Linked DNA regions of Homo sapiens: region 1 is linked to region 2. Evidence: read pairs that join two places in POLR2A ChIA-PET (ENCODE). Cell type or tissue: Panc1. All regions are shown on one strand.

Region 1 (8,000 bases), 85 kb before region 2:
GTTAATTTCTAAATACACTAGAGCCTTCCTCAAAAACCCTTTGATTGTTGACAAGTATCCATTTAGACAAGTATTAACATCCCCAATGTTATACAAGAGAAAAAGGACTACCTGCCAGGGGCGATGGCTCACGCCTGTAATCCCAACACTTTGGGAAGCCGAGGTGGGCAGATCACCTGAGGTCAGGAGTTCAAGAACAGCCTGGCCAACATGGTGAAATCCCATCTCTACTAAAAATACAAAAAATTAGCCGGGTGTGGTGGCATGCACCTGTAATCCCAGCTACTCAGGAGGCTGAGGCAGGAGAATTGCTTCAACCTGGCAGGCGGAGGTTGCAGTGAGCTGAGATCGTGCCATTGCACTCCAGCCTGGGCAACAAGAGTAAAACTCCATCTTTCAAAAAGACAAAAAAAGAAAAGAAAAGAGGACTACCTCTACTAGGATACAATTTCTTAGAGAACAGAAACCACAAATAATTCATCCTGATCTTGTAGTGACTAGCAAAGGCTCTGAAAGGCAATATTCCATACGTTTGTGAGATAAAAGTTAAAGTCATTTACCCAAAGTTAGGTATCCAGTTGCTAACAATGAAGTAAAAATCTAGGTTGGTTAAATTAGTTATTTTTTAAATCTGCTAGCTAAAATGTTGAACTCAAAGTATATGAGTCATCTTCTGATTATCTACGTGTGACTAACAAGTATATTTTGTTCATGATTGTAGCTATACTTCTTAGTCTATGAAGAAAAAAGTAAAATGTGTAACTCATAAAATGAAAATTTTTATAAACCCAACTATAGACCAAACCATACAACTAATCCTAATTCTGCTCTATTAAAAACCATCAGGTTCACCATTTCAGACTATTTTTAAACTACAGTAATAACAATATCCTTCAATTTGTGGTTCTTATCCATCTTCCTTCCAGCCTTATCCTGTCTCTCTCATTCCTCTGTTCTCCACTTAAAATATGGTCCAGCCACATCAAATTACTCCCTTTATGATGTCATACTCTCAGAAGCCTCTTTCTCTGCCTTTGCACATGTTGTCTCTGCCTGGAAAGCCCTTCCAGACTTTGCAGCACAGTGAAATCAACTGAGACTCATTTCAATCAACACTTTCTCTAAGAAGCCTTTTCTGATGCTTCCAAGGATGTTCCACAGTCCCCTCACAAAACTGAGCTTTGAGGGCATGCTCTGTATTTTACCAACTTTTTATGCTGAGCACCCAGCACAGCAAATCACAATGGGTATCTGATACTTATTTAATGTTTACCGAATCCACAGAATGCAAATACTAGGCCCAGTCCATCATCTGGTAAAGATAAACATTGTAATTTAGCTGTAACAGCCTATCTTTACAAGGTCGAGCTTAACTAGGAAATATGTACAGTACAAATTTAACTCGGTTGGGAAAATGGGCTATATATCTTGGTTAAGTCAGATTCATAGGTGATAAAAAGAAAAAAATTTACATTCTGTGGTAGACATAAAGTTCATTTACTTCTGCAAATATGCTATATTTGGGCTCATGCCATGTAAAGTAGGTGAAGCAGAGTCAGAACCCCTGTTAAGTGGTATTCAAGGTGAATCTGCATTGGTATACTGTGTAGATCTCACATCATTCTACAAAAAACTCAGAATAAAGTTAAGACAAAGAATTATCACCAAAATCTTAAAAATATGCAATGGATCCATATCCAAATGCAGTCAAATGATGTGTTTGTGTCTGAGATCCACGCTGTTATGTCTTAAGCAACTTGCTTCATCTATTTGTTATTTGCCCCAATTTCTTTGTTTTTTTTTTTTTTTTTTTAAGAGACAGGGTCTCACTCTGTTGCCCAGGCTGGAGTACAGGGGCAAAAATCATAGCTCAGTGTAGCCTCAAACTCCAGGGCTCAAGCACTCTCCCACCTCAGCCTCCCAAATAACTAAGACTACAAGGACGTACAACCACACCTGGCTAATTTGTTTTTATTGTTTTGTAGAGACGATTTTTGTTTGTTTGTTTGTTTGAGATAGGACCTCACCCTGTTGCCTAGACTGAAAAGCAGAGGCACAATTTTGGCTCACTACAGCCTCAACTTCTTGGGCTCAAGCAATCCTCCCACCTCAGCCTCCTGGTAGCTGGGACCACAGGCATGCACCACCAGGCCCAGCTAATTTTTGTATTTTTTTGTACAGACAGGGTTTTGCCCCATTGCCCAGGCTGGTCTTGAACTCCTGGGCTCAAGCAATCCCCCGGCCCAGACCTCTCAAATATGCTGGGATTACAGGTGTAAGGCACCGTACTCAGCTGAGGTAGAGACTTGGTATGTTGCCCAAGCTGGTCTTGAAGCACTGGCCTCAAGCAATCCTCCTACCTCAGCCACACGAAGCACTAGGATTACAGGAATGAGCCACTGTGTCTGGTCCCCAACTTCCTTATGCATAAAATAGGGATAAAAGAAATATTCTGTCCCCACCTCAGGGCTGTTCAGGATCAAATACAAAATTAATATACTAGGCCGAGCGCATTGCCTCAGGCCTGTAATCTGAGCACGCTGAGAAGCCGACGTGGGTGGATCACTTGAGTTCAGGAGTTTGAGGCCAGCCTGGTCAACATGGTAAAGCCGTCTCTACTAAAAATACAAAATTTGGCCTGGCATAGCGGCACACGCCAGTAGTCCCAGCTACTTGGGAGGCTAAGGCCCGAGAATCGCTTGAACCAGGGAGGTGGAGGTTGCAGTGAGCTGAGATCACACCACTGCACTCCAGCCTGGGTGACAGAGTGAGACTCCATCTCAAAAAATAAACAAACAAATAAATAAATAAAAGAAATTAAGGTGCTGGCATGCACCTGTAGTCACAGCTACTCAGGAGGCTAAGGTGCGAGGATCACTTGAACCTGGGAGTCAGAGGCTGCAGTGAGCCAAAATTGCGCCACTGCACTCCAGCCAGGTAGAGTCTCTCAAAAAATAAAAATAAAGCCGGGCGCGGTGGCTCACACCTGTAATCCCAGCACTTTGGGAGACCGAGGCGGGTGGATCACCTGAGGTCAGGAGTTTGGGACAAGCCTGGACAACACGGTGAAACCTCGTCTCTACTAAAAATACAAAACAACTGGCCGAGTGCGGTGGCACACGCTTGTAATCCCAGAACTTTGGGAGGCTGAGGCAGGCAGATCACCAGGTCAGGAGATCAAGACCATGCTGGCTGACACACTGAAACCTCACCTCTACTAAAAATACAAAAATTAGCCAGGCGTGGCGGCACGTGCCTGTAGTCCCAGCTACTTGGAAGGCTGAGGCAGGAGAATTGCTTGAACCCAGAAGGCAGAGGCTGCAGTGAGCCGAGATATCGCCACTGCACTCCAGCCTGGGCGACAGAGCAAGGCTCTGTCTCAAAAAAAAAACAAAAAACAAAAAAAACCAGGCGTGGTGGCATGCACCTGTAGTCCCAGCTACTTGGGAGGCTGAGGCAGCAGAATCACTTGAACCCAGAAGGTGAATATGGCAGTGAGTTTAGCCAAGATTGTGCCACTGCACTGAAGCCTGGGCAAGACTCAGACTCCGTCTCAAAAAAAAGGAAGGGAAAGGAAAGGAGAGGGCAGGGCAGGGGAGGGGAAGGGAGGGGAGGGGAGGGGAGTTAATAAAAGTTCAAATACCACAGTGTTATTTTTTACAAATTTACATTAAAAAGCTATAGGCAAAAGGTACAATAAAATTATTTAACATTTGACTCAAGAGCATATATTATCCTAACTTTTGTGGAAAATAGACATTTTCTTTTCAAATAAAAAATAAAGCTTACCCTTAACTGACATCCAACTTTTTCATAAGCTTTGATGAGTCTATTTCTGTGATACATCATTATCCCATAATGATCTTTATTTCTGCAGTTGAATCCAAAGGTAATTCTCACTGTTTTAGACTTAAAATATTAAGGTAAATTTTGAACACAACACCTCACTCAGTTCAAATCATCCTTTCTATTTCATTATTTGGTAAGTCCAAAAGCACACAAAGGAGGGCAAAGCTAGAGCAGACTAGAATCCCTATCAGCATATAAGGGGAAAGGGGCAAAAGAGAATACACCTGACTAACATATCTCTATAAGGAATCAGAAAAAGGATACTAAAAATTTTGGTCGATAAACATCACGTTCGATGTAGGCAAGACTCTTCGAAACCAGCTGTGTCTTCACTTTCTGTCCACGTAGGATGATCTGCATTCTTGGCTTTAGATATAATATACTGCAATAAGCCTGGAAAATAACATAACAAGAAGTTAGTATCTACAGGTTTGCTCACCATTACTTAGACATGGATTTACACAGAAGCTCTCCTATTAACTTGATAAAAGATCAATTAACTCTTCAATAAAATAGGCTATAAAGCTGTATGTTATTCTGATTTGGTTATTTTTCATTAAAAATAAGCTCAATATACCGCAGCCAGTAAAAATGACTTGCAGAATACAATCAACTGATCTATATAGATGCTGATATATTTATTACTAAGTGAAAAAGATTACAAAACAGCACGTATGGTATGATCACATTTTAATTTTAAAAAATGTATATATGTACAAAAAGGTACATTTTCTGATTTTTCTGTCAAGTATGGAGGCGGAGGCTGCAGTGAGCCGAGATCACACCACTGCACTCCAGTGTGGGGGACAGAGGGAGACCCCCCCACCTCAAAAAAAAAAGATTCAACACAAAACTAAAACTTAAAAGCTTCTCCTACTTTTCCTGACTCTTGATTTCAAAAGAAGTGGTGCTTTGCGTCATTTAAAAAACACTGTATTTTGTAGTGTACTAAAACCATACCATCTTCTCTGGCTGCCTCTGAACCTGTTTCATACTTGAATAAGACTTTTTCAACACTAGGAACACATTAGGATACATCAAGGAACAGTAAATATCTGCTATTTACTATTTTAGTAAATAGTAATACTACTATTTACTATTACTATTACTAATAATGTAATTGCTAAGACCTTAGCAAAAATTACATGAAAAATCTGTAAATGACAAATACATCCACAGCTTGGGATTAAAGAATAATATCAACACAAGAAATAAAGCAAAAAGTGGCTAGGCAAGGTGGCTCATTCCTGTAATCCCAGCACTTTGGGAGGCCGAGGCGGGCGGATCACGAGGTCAGGAGTTCAAGAGAAGCCTGGCTAACATAGTGAAACCCTGTCTCTACTAAAAATACAAAAATTAGCCAGGCAGGGTAGTGCATGCTTGTAGTCCTGGCTACTCAGGAGGCTGTGCCAGAAGAATCGCTTGAACCCAGGAGCCGGAGGTTGTGGTGAGCCGAGATCACGCCACTGCACTCCAGCCTAGGCAACAGAGTGAGACTCTGTCTCAAAAAAAAAAAAAAAAAGAAAGCAAAAAGTTAGTATCACATGTCTTATCAAAACAACTAAAAAACTTGATATTGGCCGGGCACGGTGGTTCACACCTGTAATCCCAACACTTTGTGAGGCCGAGGCAGGCAGATCACTGAGGTCGGGAGTTCGAGACCAGTCTGGCCAACATGGTGAAACCTTGTCTCTACTAAAAATGCAAAATTAGCCGGGCATGGTGGCGCATGCCTGTAATCCCAGCTAGTTGGGAGGCTGTGGCAGAAGAATCCCTTGAACCCAGGAGGTGGAGGCTGTGGTGAGCCAAGATCATGCCATTGCACTCCAGCCTGGGCAACAAGAACAAAACTCCGTCTCAAACAAACAAACAAAAAAACCTTGATATTAATTTATCGACATTATTATATCAAGATATTAATTTCTCCAATCTTTTTTTTATTTTTATTTTTTGAGACAGAGTTTCACTCTTGTTGCCCAGGCTGGAGTGTAATGGTGCGGTCTTGGCTCACCACAACCTCTGCCTGCCGGGTTCAAGGGATTCTCCTGCCTCAGCCTCCCAAGCCGCTGGGATCACAGGCTCCCGCAACCGTGCCCAGCTAATTTTTCTATTTTTAGTAGAGACAGGATTTCACCATGTTGGCCAGGCTGGTCTCCAACTCCTGACCTCAGGTGATCCACCCGTCTCTGCCTCACAAAGTGCTGGGATTACATGTGTGAGCCACTGTGCCTAGCCCATTTCTTTTAATCTTAAACAGATACTCATTTTGACCAGGTGCAGAGGCTCACACCTGTAATCCCAGCACTTTGGGAGGCTGAGGCAGGTGGATCACTTGAGACCAAGAGTTTGAGATCAGCCTGGACAACTTGGTGAAACATCGTCTCTACCAAAAATACAAAAAAATAGCCGGGTGTGGTGGCACACGCCTGCAGTCCCAGCTACTCAGGAGGCTGAGGTGGAAGGATTGCTTGGGGCCAGGAGGCAGAGGCTGCAGTGAGCTGAGATCTCACCGCTGCACTCCAGCCTGGGTGAGAGAGTGACACCCAAAGACCTAATCTCCAAAAAGAAAAACAAAAAAACAAAAACCTCATTTCTAAAGGGAAAATCCTAGAGGCATTTATCACAAAATTATATTAATGTACCTTATCTAACTATAGTCTATAATTTATTGCTTTAGGAGGACAATTAAGGTATGTATTCTAGAATACGTTAAATTTTTTGTGTGTGTGTGATGGCGTCTCACTCTGTCACCTAGGCTGGAGTGCAGTGGTACAATCTCCGCTCACTGCAACCTCCGTGAACCGCACTGCCCCACCTGCAGGTTCAAGCGACTCTCCTGCCTCAGCCTCCCGAGTAGCTGGGATTACAGGTGCCTGCCACCGTGCCCAACTAATTTTTGCATTTTTAGTAGAGACGGAGTTCAAGACCATCTTGGCCAGGCTGGTCTTGAACTCCTGACCTTGTGATCCACCCACCTTGGCCTCCCAAAGTGCTGGGATTACAGGTGTGAACCACCGTGCACGGGCAAATACGTTAAAATTTAATAAGACTTTGAATTTGTTGTTTTTTGAATTAGTCTGGCCACCATATACTGACTAATATATTGATTCTAATAAGATAATAATGTCAGCATATAGTAAAAACTACAAGCATTGTTAGGCCTGACGACTTCATAATTTAAAAAGGGTTTCCAAACAAATAAATCAACCAGTGTGCTAATGAAAAGTTTAACTAAATTTGTGTGTGTGTGTGATACAGCCTCACTCTGTTGCCCAGGCTGAGTGGGCCAGGGAAAATCATGTCTGAGATACTTTCATTTAGAGAGCACTGGCAGCCTTTCTATCACAAGCAGGTAACATGACCTCTCCTAATACTACCAGCATTCAATGATTTTCTCACTTCCACAAAGAGAGCTGAATACATACCCTCAGGGAATAGTCACTCTCAGGGGCAATCTGGTCCATCCTTTCCTGCTTCTTGTACCCCTTCTTCCCTGTTATCTCATCTAAATCCTCGGGAATTCTGATATCATATTTATCCTTTTCAAAATCGAACTCTGTTGCATTTTTGTAGCTGTAAAAATAATTTTTAGAAAGAACCAAAATTTAACTTCACAGCAAGATAAGCCAGCAAACACTGTAAGTCATTAAAAAGGTAAGCAAATAAATAAACCTACACATGGTGCACGTCAGTGGGGGGTTGGGGGTGCAAAGGCAAGAGAAAAAGAAAGAAAACGGATCCTGGATGATGTGGAGAAACTGTAACACTCATACACTGCTGGTAGGAAAACACTCAGGAAAACAGTCTGGCATTTCTTAGAAAATAAAATGCAAGTACTATATGATACAGCAATTACACTTCTAGATATTTATTTCAGAAAAATGAAGACTATATTCCCACAAAACTGTGTACACAAATGTTTACAGCTTTATTTGTAATATCCCAAAACTACAAACCTAGATGTCTTGAATAGGTAAACACACTGGGTTCCATACATACAATGAAACACTACTCAGCAAGAAAAAAGTGCAAACTGGCTGGGTGCAGTGGCTCACGCCTGTAATCCTACCACTTTGGGAGGCTGAGGCATGTGGATCACCTGAGGTCAGAAGTTCAAGACCAGCCTGGTCAATATGGCAAAACCCTGTCTC
Region 2 (8,000 bases):
CACAATCGATTGCTCAAGCATTACACAAGAACCTTCATCAGAAAACCCGGGCCCCGGGACTGTCCGAACTCTCTAGAGACAGTGATGGCAGAAGTAAGACTTGAGAACAAGTGCAAAGCTAACCTCAGATTCTGTCCAATGTCTCTTGTCTACCTGCTATCTGATATCCCCCAAAGGAGGACAGCACTGCTGGGGTAATATCATTTGGCTGAACCTCTTTCATATACAAACCTGCAGGTCTTTTTGGTCCTTCTTGTTTTCCAGGTTGGGAGTTCTTGTTACAAAGTCATTCAGCATGCTGTTGGGAGACAATCAGCTTCAGATTAAAAATGCTGCAGAAATAAAATATGTGCCAAGAGAAAATATTACACAATGACAATGTGGTGACATGATACCTGAGAAGCAGAAAATACCCAGGTGGGGCTAGATTCAACTGTACAGACTCTTTCAATACTCCCAACAGTGAAGAAAAGTTCTCTTGCAAGGCTGGTACTGGGAGCCTGTTTTTTTAAAAGATAGGAAAAATACTCAACCACGAACAAGTCAAAATACATTTATTTATAAGCATATTTAAGATCCTGGCAGTTGGAAAGCAAAGGGTAAACAGCATACCTCACTGACCTTTTTCTTTTTAAAAACTTACAATGTACATGAGCTAAACTTTGGTATTCTGGCAAACACTTGGAGTTTGAGAACCTGAAATCCTACTGCTGGCAGGTGAGATACTCCTGGTTTCTTTGTCTCTAAAATAAAAGCCTTAAATTAGATGATCGACCTTGACCTCTCAGGCCTTTTTTTTTTTTTTTTTGGTGAGACGGAGATTTACTTTTGTTGCCCAGGCTGGAGTGCAATGGCGTGATCTCGGCTCACTGCATCCTTCGCCTCCCAGGTTCAAGCGATTCTCCTGCCTCAGCCTCCCGAATAGCTGGGATTACAGGCATGTGCCACCACGCTCGGCTAATTTTGTATTTTTAGTAGCGACGGGGTTTCACCGTGTTGCCCAGGCTGATCTCGAACTCCCGACCTCAGGTGATCCACCCGCCTCGGCCTCCCAAAGTGCTGGGATTACAGGCGTGAGCCACTGCGCCCGGCCTTTCTTCTATTTTATTTTATTTTATTTTATTTATTTATTTATTTATTTTATTATTGTTTTTTAAGATAGAGTCTTGCTCTGTCACCCAGGCTGGAGTGCAGTGGCACGATCTGAGCTCACTGCAACCTCTGCCCCCCGGGTTTAAGCGATTCTCGTTCTTCAGCCTCCCAAGCTGGGAGTATAGGCGCGGGCCAACACACTGGGCTAATTTTTTGTATTTTTAGTAGAGATTAGTAGGGTTTCACCATGTTGGCCAGGCTGGTCTTGAACTCCTGGCCTCAAGTAAATCCACTTGCCTCGGTCACCCAAAGTGCTGGGATTACAAGCGTGAGCCACCGTGCCCGGCTGATCTCTCAGGCCTTTCTAGTGCTAATATTCTGCTTCCCTGAAGTGGCTGGTAACACAGCATCACCTGTCAGAAGGCTGCAAAGCATTAGGTCCCAGGACACTCACCAGGAAACTGGCCTACCCCGCTCTGTAGCTCTCAGGATGAGGATTCTGAGATCACCGCTCCAAAGCGAGGAAGCACAGTCCAGGCAGTGAAAGCTCAGACTACAGTCAGAGTGTCCCAGGTCCAAGTCCTGGTTCTCCAACTTACTACCTATTGTGTGACCTAGGCGGTTTCTCCTCTGCAAAAGGAGGATGACCAAATCTAACCTGCAGCTCCTGGGAAAGCTCAGCTGTCCCTCAGGCCACTACACTCAACATTCGCCAGCAACGCAATATATATTCGCTGTCACAGGAGGGAAGTGACCGGCTCATCTTTAACTCCTGGAGGAAAGAACAACAATGATGCTCACAAGGGAAGTGGTCTGAATTTAACCCCACCCTGGTCATCTACCAGGAGGCCTCAATTTACCGTCCTGCAACTTCAGAATGTGGTGAGTGGGAATAACTATGTAATGTTAACTGTGTGAATCAAGGAGCCTGTGCCTGGTTGTTGGAGTTATTTACAGTGAGACTCCTGATGGCTATGTAGGCATAGTGAGGCTTCCCTGAGAAGTGGTCTATACCCTTCCCACCCCCATTTTTTTTCCTTTTTGAGATAGAGTCTCATTCTGTCCCCCAGCCTGGAGTGCAGTGGTGTGATCTCAGCTCACTGCAACCTCTGCCTCCTGGGTTCAAGTGATTCACCTGCCTCAGCTTCCCGAGTAGCTGGGACTACAGGCATGCTGCCACCAAGCCCTGGCTAATTTTTTGTAGTTTTAGTAGACATAGGGTTTTACCACGTTGGCCAGGCTGGTCTCAAACTCCTGGCCTCAAGTGACTCACCCACTCTAGCCTCCCAAAGTGCTGGGATTACAGGCGTTGAGCCACCGCACCCAGCCACCTCACCCTCATTTTCTGCAACACAGAGCTGCACCTGGGATGCAGCCATTGTAAGATCTGAATGAGGTCCAGTAAAGCTTCTTTTTCATCCATGGGGAAAAACCTGCGGAATCCCCTTTAATGCTCTCTTAGCTGAGACACCTAATACATATATTAACTTAGCAAATCAAAGCAGATACCTCTCCACATAAAACATGGGAAGGCACACTGAGAACGCCACCAGAAACAATCATTTTGCCTTTTTTTTTTTTTTTTTTTTGAGACAGAGCCTTGCTCTGTCACCCAGGCTGGAGAGCAGTGGTGAGGTCTTGGCTCGCTGCAACCTCCGCCTCCTGGGTTCATGCAATTCTCCTGCCTCAGCCTCCCGAGTAGCTGGGATTACAGGCGCACGCCACCATGCCGGACTAATTTTTGTATTTTTAGTAGAGATAGGGTTTCACCATGTTGACTAGGCTGGTCTCAAACTCCTGGCCTCAAGTGATCCGCCTGCCTCCACCTCCCAAAGTGCTGGGATTGCAGGTGTGAGCCACCGCGCCTGGCCCATTTCTCCTTTTTCTAAAAGAGGTCTTTAACACTTCCCTATATGTGGTTTTTTTCTTTTTCTGTATCAATTTAATGCAAATCCAAGCCTTTTAAAGTTTAACAGGCCTCACATAAAGCTTCGCTCATATAAAGTGTTCAAAGTACGCTGCACAGATTTTAAGATGTTAACTCTCTGGAGAAGGAAAAGCATAGATCAATACCTTGGGAAGAAATTATGACAACTTTAAGATATTTTCTGAACAATGGCTCTCTAGTAGTCTAGAAATAAAACCAGATATTTATTATGCATGCTCACTGCAATAGCATCTGTATTTAAGGAAGTTTTTGGAGGACGGGGGACTGTATTACCTTTGGAGAAAAGCATAGCAAAACTGCAACACAGGAATGTCCACTAGGGGCGATTTCTGAAAATGAAAGTAAAACCAATTACTCCGAGTTGGTGGGAAATAAGGCTAAAAGAATTCAGATACAAAATGAAACAGATCTATAGCCTAACAAAGCAAAGGTTTTTGACTAAAGAATCTTTCAGATATAACAACAGACATGATAGTGCCCATCATGTACAATTAAAACAAGTGTGTCCTATGAGTCCCCAAATCATTCACATCCCCTTAGACTTCTACAGTGATCTCCCACCCTGTGCACCTACTTTACATTCCAGGCGTCAACAGGCATTTCGGGAAAATTGGCACTGTAACCGAACTTCCCAAACAGAAAGCTAGGGCCAGTGTTGACTCCAGTGAATGCATATGATTACCAAGAGGCAAGAAAAAATTCTAATTCTTCTTTCTTTCTTTCTTTCTTTCTTTCTTTCCTTCCTTCCTTCCTCCCTCCCTTCCTCCCTTCCCTTCCCCTTCCCTTCCCCCTTCCCTTCCCTTTCCTTTTTCTTTCTTTGCATTCCTTCTTTCCTTTTTTTTTTTTCTTTTTACAAGAGTCTTGCTCTGTTGCCCAGGCTGGAGTACACTGGTGCAATCTCAGCTCACTGCAACCTCCGCTTCCCAGGTTCAAGCGATCCTCGTGCCTCAGCCTCCCAAGTAGAACCACCGCACCCGGCCAAAAAATTCTAGTTCTTAGTTTAGAAGATGACTCCAAGCCCAGCTCAGACAGCTTCCCCAAAAACCCTGTGGCTGGAACTACTTGGAAACAAGTTCTAAAACACATATTTTACCCCCTCCTTGCTTGTAAAAAGCTATTTGCAGCTATTAATTAACTAAACTAACCACAAAATGTAGTTTTGTTATTTGAACCGCCAAAAATCAGTCAGCTAGATAAAATCCGGTTCCTTTATAGCCCAGGAAAGACTAGAAATTGCAGGTATTTGTAGAAATTCAAGTAATGTGAAGGAATACAACCTAAACACACTCGCTCTGGCTGTCATAGCCTCTGCAGAGCTGTCTTCAGGACCTCGAAGAACCCCTTGGTTCTACGGCGACCAAGCCTGCAGCAGCACAGACCGCCCTGTGGAGCACCATTCCCACTCCTAACATTTATGGACAAGAATGAAAGGAGGCCAGGCACGGTGGCTCACACCTATAATCCCGGAAGTTTGGGAAGCCAAGGCGGGTGGATCACTTGAGGTCAGGCATTCAAGACCAGCGTGGCCAACATGGCAAAACCCCATCTCTACTAAAAATACAAAAAAATTAACTGGGCATGGTGGCGCAAGCCTGTAATCCCAGCTACTCAGGAGGCAGAGGCAGGACAATTGCTTGAACCCAGGAGGCAGAGGTTGCAGTGAACCAAGATCACGCCACTGCACTCTAGGCTAGGCAACAGAGCGAGACTCCATCTCAAAAAAAAAGAAAAAAAAAAAAAAGCCCGGGCGCAGTGGCTCACGCCTGTAATCCCAGCACTTTGGGAAGCCGAGGCGGGTGGATCACGTGGTCAGGAGATCGAGACCATCCTAGCTAACACGGTGAAACCCTGTCTCTACTAAAAATACAAAAAATTAGCCGGGCGTGGTGGCGGGCGACTGTAGTCCCAGCTACTAGGGAGGCTGAGGCAGGAGAATGGCATGAACCTGGGAGGTGGAGCTTGCAGTGAGCCGAGATTGCGCCAGCCTGGGCGACAGAGCAAGACTTCGTCTCAAAAAAAAAAAAAAAAAAAAACAGTGAAAGGCAACAGGATGACCATACGTTCTTGGAAGATTGGGAGACCTGGGCCAGATCCCCAAGAAATACTGTGGAAGTCATCCGGGTCCTTTTACATTCGAAGCCTTAAGCACTGACTGAGCTCGCTCCATAACCTGGCCTCGCAGTGCTGTTATTTTTTAGGATGGCTTCTCTTCTCTTCTCTCTTCTTTGCCAACCTAGAATATAGGAGGACTGAGGGCAGGAATTGCTTTTTCCACTATTTAGCCTCCACGACACCACTCAGTGCACATAGAGCATTGTCGATTAACACTGGAACGAAGGAAGAGACCAGGAGCTGGAGGATAACTGACTGGGTGACGCCCAACGGCCAGGCCCTCGGGGCCTGGACATTTCTATAGGGGGCTGCCCCGTGTCATATGTGAGGCTGAAAAAAATGGCTGAAAAAAAAGTCTTCCGATTCATCTGCAGTTCATTAGTGTGATGATTGGGTGTTCACGCACATGCGTGATATGTGCCACCCTCAAACTTTGTTACAATGGTCGGCACATTGTCTGATGTGAAAAAAAAAAAAAGTCTTTCTTTTGTTTTCAGACAGGGTCTTGCTCTGTACTGGAGTGCAGTGGCGTGATCTTGACTCAATGCAGCTTCAACTTCCCTGGCTCAAGTGATTCTCCCACCTCAGCCTCCCAAGTAGCTGAGGCTACAGGTGCATACCATGCCTGGCTAATTTTTTTTTTCTTTTTAGAGTCAAGGTTTTACTTTGTTGCCCAGGCTGGTCTTAAACTTCTGGGCTCAAGCAATCCCCCTGCTTCGGCTTCCCAAAGTGCTGGGATTACAGGAGTGAGCCACCCTTTAACACTCTAAAATCATAATATCTATCTACCTACCTACATCTATCTATCTATCTACCTACATCTACCTACCTACCTACATCTATCTACCTACCTACATCTAACTACATCTATCTCTCTACCTATCTACCTACCTACCTACATCTACCTACCTACCTACATCTACCTACCTACCTACATCTACCTACATCTATCTCCCTATCTACCTACGTACCTACATCTATCTACCTACCTACATCTACCTACCTACCTAACTACATCTACCTACATCTATCTCTCTACCTACCTACCTATCTACATCTACCTACCTACCTACATCTATCTACATACCTACCCTACATCTACCTACCTACCTACCTACATCTCTCTACCTACCTACCTACATCTACCTACCTACCTACATCTATCTACCTACCTACCTACCTACATCCATCTCTCTACCTACCTACCTACATCTACCTACCTACCTACATCTATCTATTTACCTAACTACTTCTATCTATCTATCTATCTATCTATCTATCTATCTATCTATCTATCATCTATCTACGTATCAACCTATGTTTTTACGTGTTTGTCTGCAGTTCTTGGTTCATAACTCCTGCCCTCCTTTGACCTGCCCCAAGGCAGGACTCTAATCTGACTACGGTTCATAAGACCCTCATTCTGGAGAGGGTCCTGTCCCACACCCTGGAGGAAGCAGTGCTGTGCAGACAGGCCAAGAAGAATCTGAACAGGCAGGCCCTGCTAGGTTTCCCCAGTCACTGTATTAAGTATTAGATCACACTCTTTTTGTCCAATCACACTTCGACACGGTTGTCCATGCTTTAGTCATACCCATCCAATGAAGTTTCCATAAAAGGCCCAAGAGGACTGGGTTTGGTGAGCTTCCAGAGAGCAGAGCACATGAAGGTTCTGTGCCCACGGAGGGCACAGGAGCTCTGCACCTCTTCCCCCATACCTTGCCCTACGCATCCCTTCATTTGTATCCTCAGTAGTAGCCTTTATAATAAACCAGTAAACGTGTTTCTGGAGTTCTGGGAGCTGCTCTGACAAATTAACTGAACCCAAAGAGGGGGTTCGTGGGAATCCCAACTTGAAGCTAGTCAGTCAGAAGTTCCAGAGGCCCAGACTTGTGACTGGTGTCTGAAGTGAAGGGTGCTCTTGGGGACTGAGCCCTCACCCTGTGGGATCTGACACTATCTCCAAGCAGATAGAGTAGGAATTGAATTGGAGGACACCCAACTGGTGTCCACTGCGGAATCAATTGCTTGCTTGCTGGTGGGGAGAACTCCCCGCATATTTGGGGTAAGAGAAGTCTTCTGTGTTGATTGTTATGTTGTTGAGTGAGGACACAGTTGTTTTTTTTTTTCCAGATATAGAACTGTGTTAGTCCTCTTGTGACTGGCTTATTTCATTCAACTTAATGTCTTCAAGGTTCATCCATGTTGAGGATCTGACATCCATGTTGTGTAGCACGTGTCAGAATTTCATTCCTCTCGAGGCTGAGTACTAACGCGCTGCACGCACAGATCTCACTTTGTTATCCGCACACCCACTGAGACACACAGGGATTGCGTCCACCTTTTGGCTGCTGTGAATAATGCTGCTATGAACATCGGTACACAAACACCTGTTCAAGTATAGCTATATTTTTTAATAATCACTTTTTCCATTGCACGAATTTTCTTTTTTTTGGACAGGGTCTCACTCTGTCACCCAGGCTGGAGTGCAGTGGCTCAATCATAGCTCACTGCAACCTCGAACTCCTGTGCTCAACTGATCCTCCTGTCTCAGCCTCCCAAGTGGCTGGGACTACAGGTGTGCACTACCACACCCAGCTAATTTTTAAATTTACTGTAGAGATGATGTCTCCCTACATTGCCCAGGCTGGTCTCGAACTCCTGGACTAAAGTGCTAGGACTACAGGCATGAGCCACCATGCCCGGCCCCCCTAATTTTCATTTAGATTATTCTTAAATTTTTGCTAACTGTATGATTTTAAACTGTTCGACAGAAGGCAATTATTTCAAGATTGAAATAAATCCCTGGTTTTTATTAAATTAGTTAATTAAGAGCAAAACAGCTCTG

The links. Peaks named below come from ENCODE experiments on the same cell type or tissue, not always from the same donor. Only the 100,000 strongest peaks of a DNase experiment are listed, where the experiment ranks them.
Region 1: POLR2A ChIA-PET joins it to region 2 with 6 read pairs; 8 of 35 experiments call an interaction of 5 or more read pairs at or near these places.

What each region holds. Positions count from the first base shown.
Region 1 is chr21:36,340,821-36,348,820 of GRCh38, reverse strand. It overlaps MORC3 (MORC family CW-type zinc finger 3), which reads right to left. Exons shown (of 17, transcript NM_015358.3): 6 at 7,275-7,422; 7 at 4,114-4,242; 8 at 3,790-3,909. Among named protein-coding and RNA genes, the nearest start is that of MORC3, 25 kb to the right of the region's middle. In Panc1, no CTCF peak of the experiment used is centred here; no DNase peak of the experiment used is centred here.
Region 2 is chr21:36,256,046-36,264,045 of GRCh38, reverse strand. It overlaps DOP1B (DOP1 leucine zipper like protein B), which reads right to left. Exons shown (of 37, transcript NM_001320714.2): 24 at 3,314-3,369; 25 at 396-500; 26 at 232-298. It overlaps LOC124905072 (small nucleolar RNA U13), which reads left to right and starts at 5,515; the gene lies at 5,515-5,620. In Panc1, a CTCF peak has its summit at 3,372; a DNase peak (open chromatin) is centred at 3,375; H3K4me3 peaks cover 545 bases; H3K27ac peaks cover 728 bases.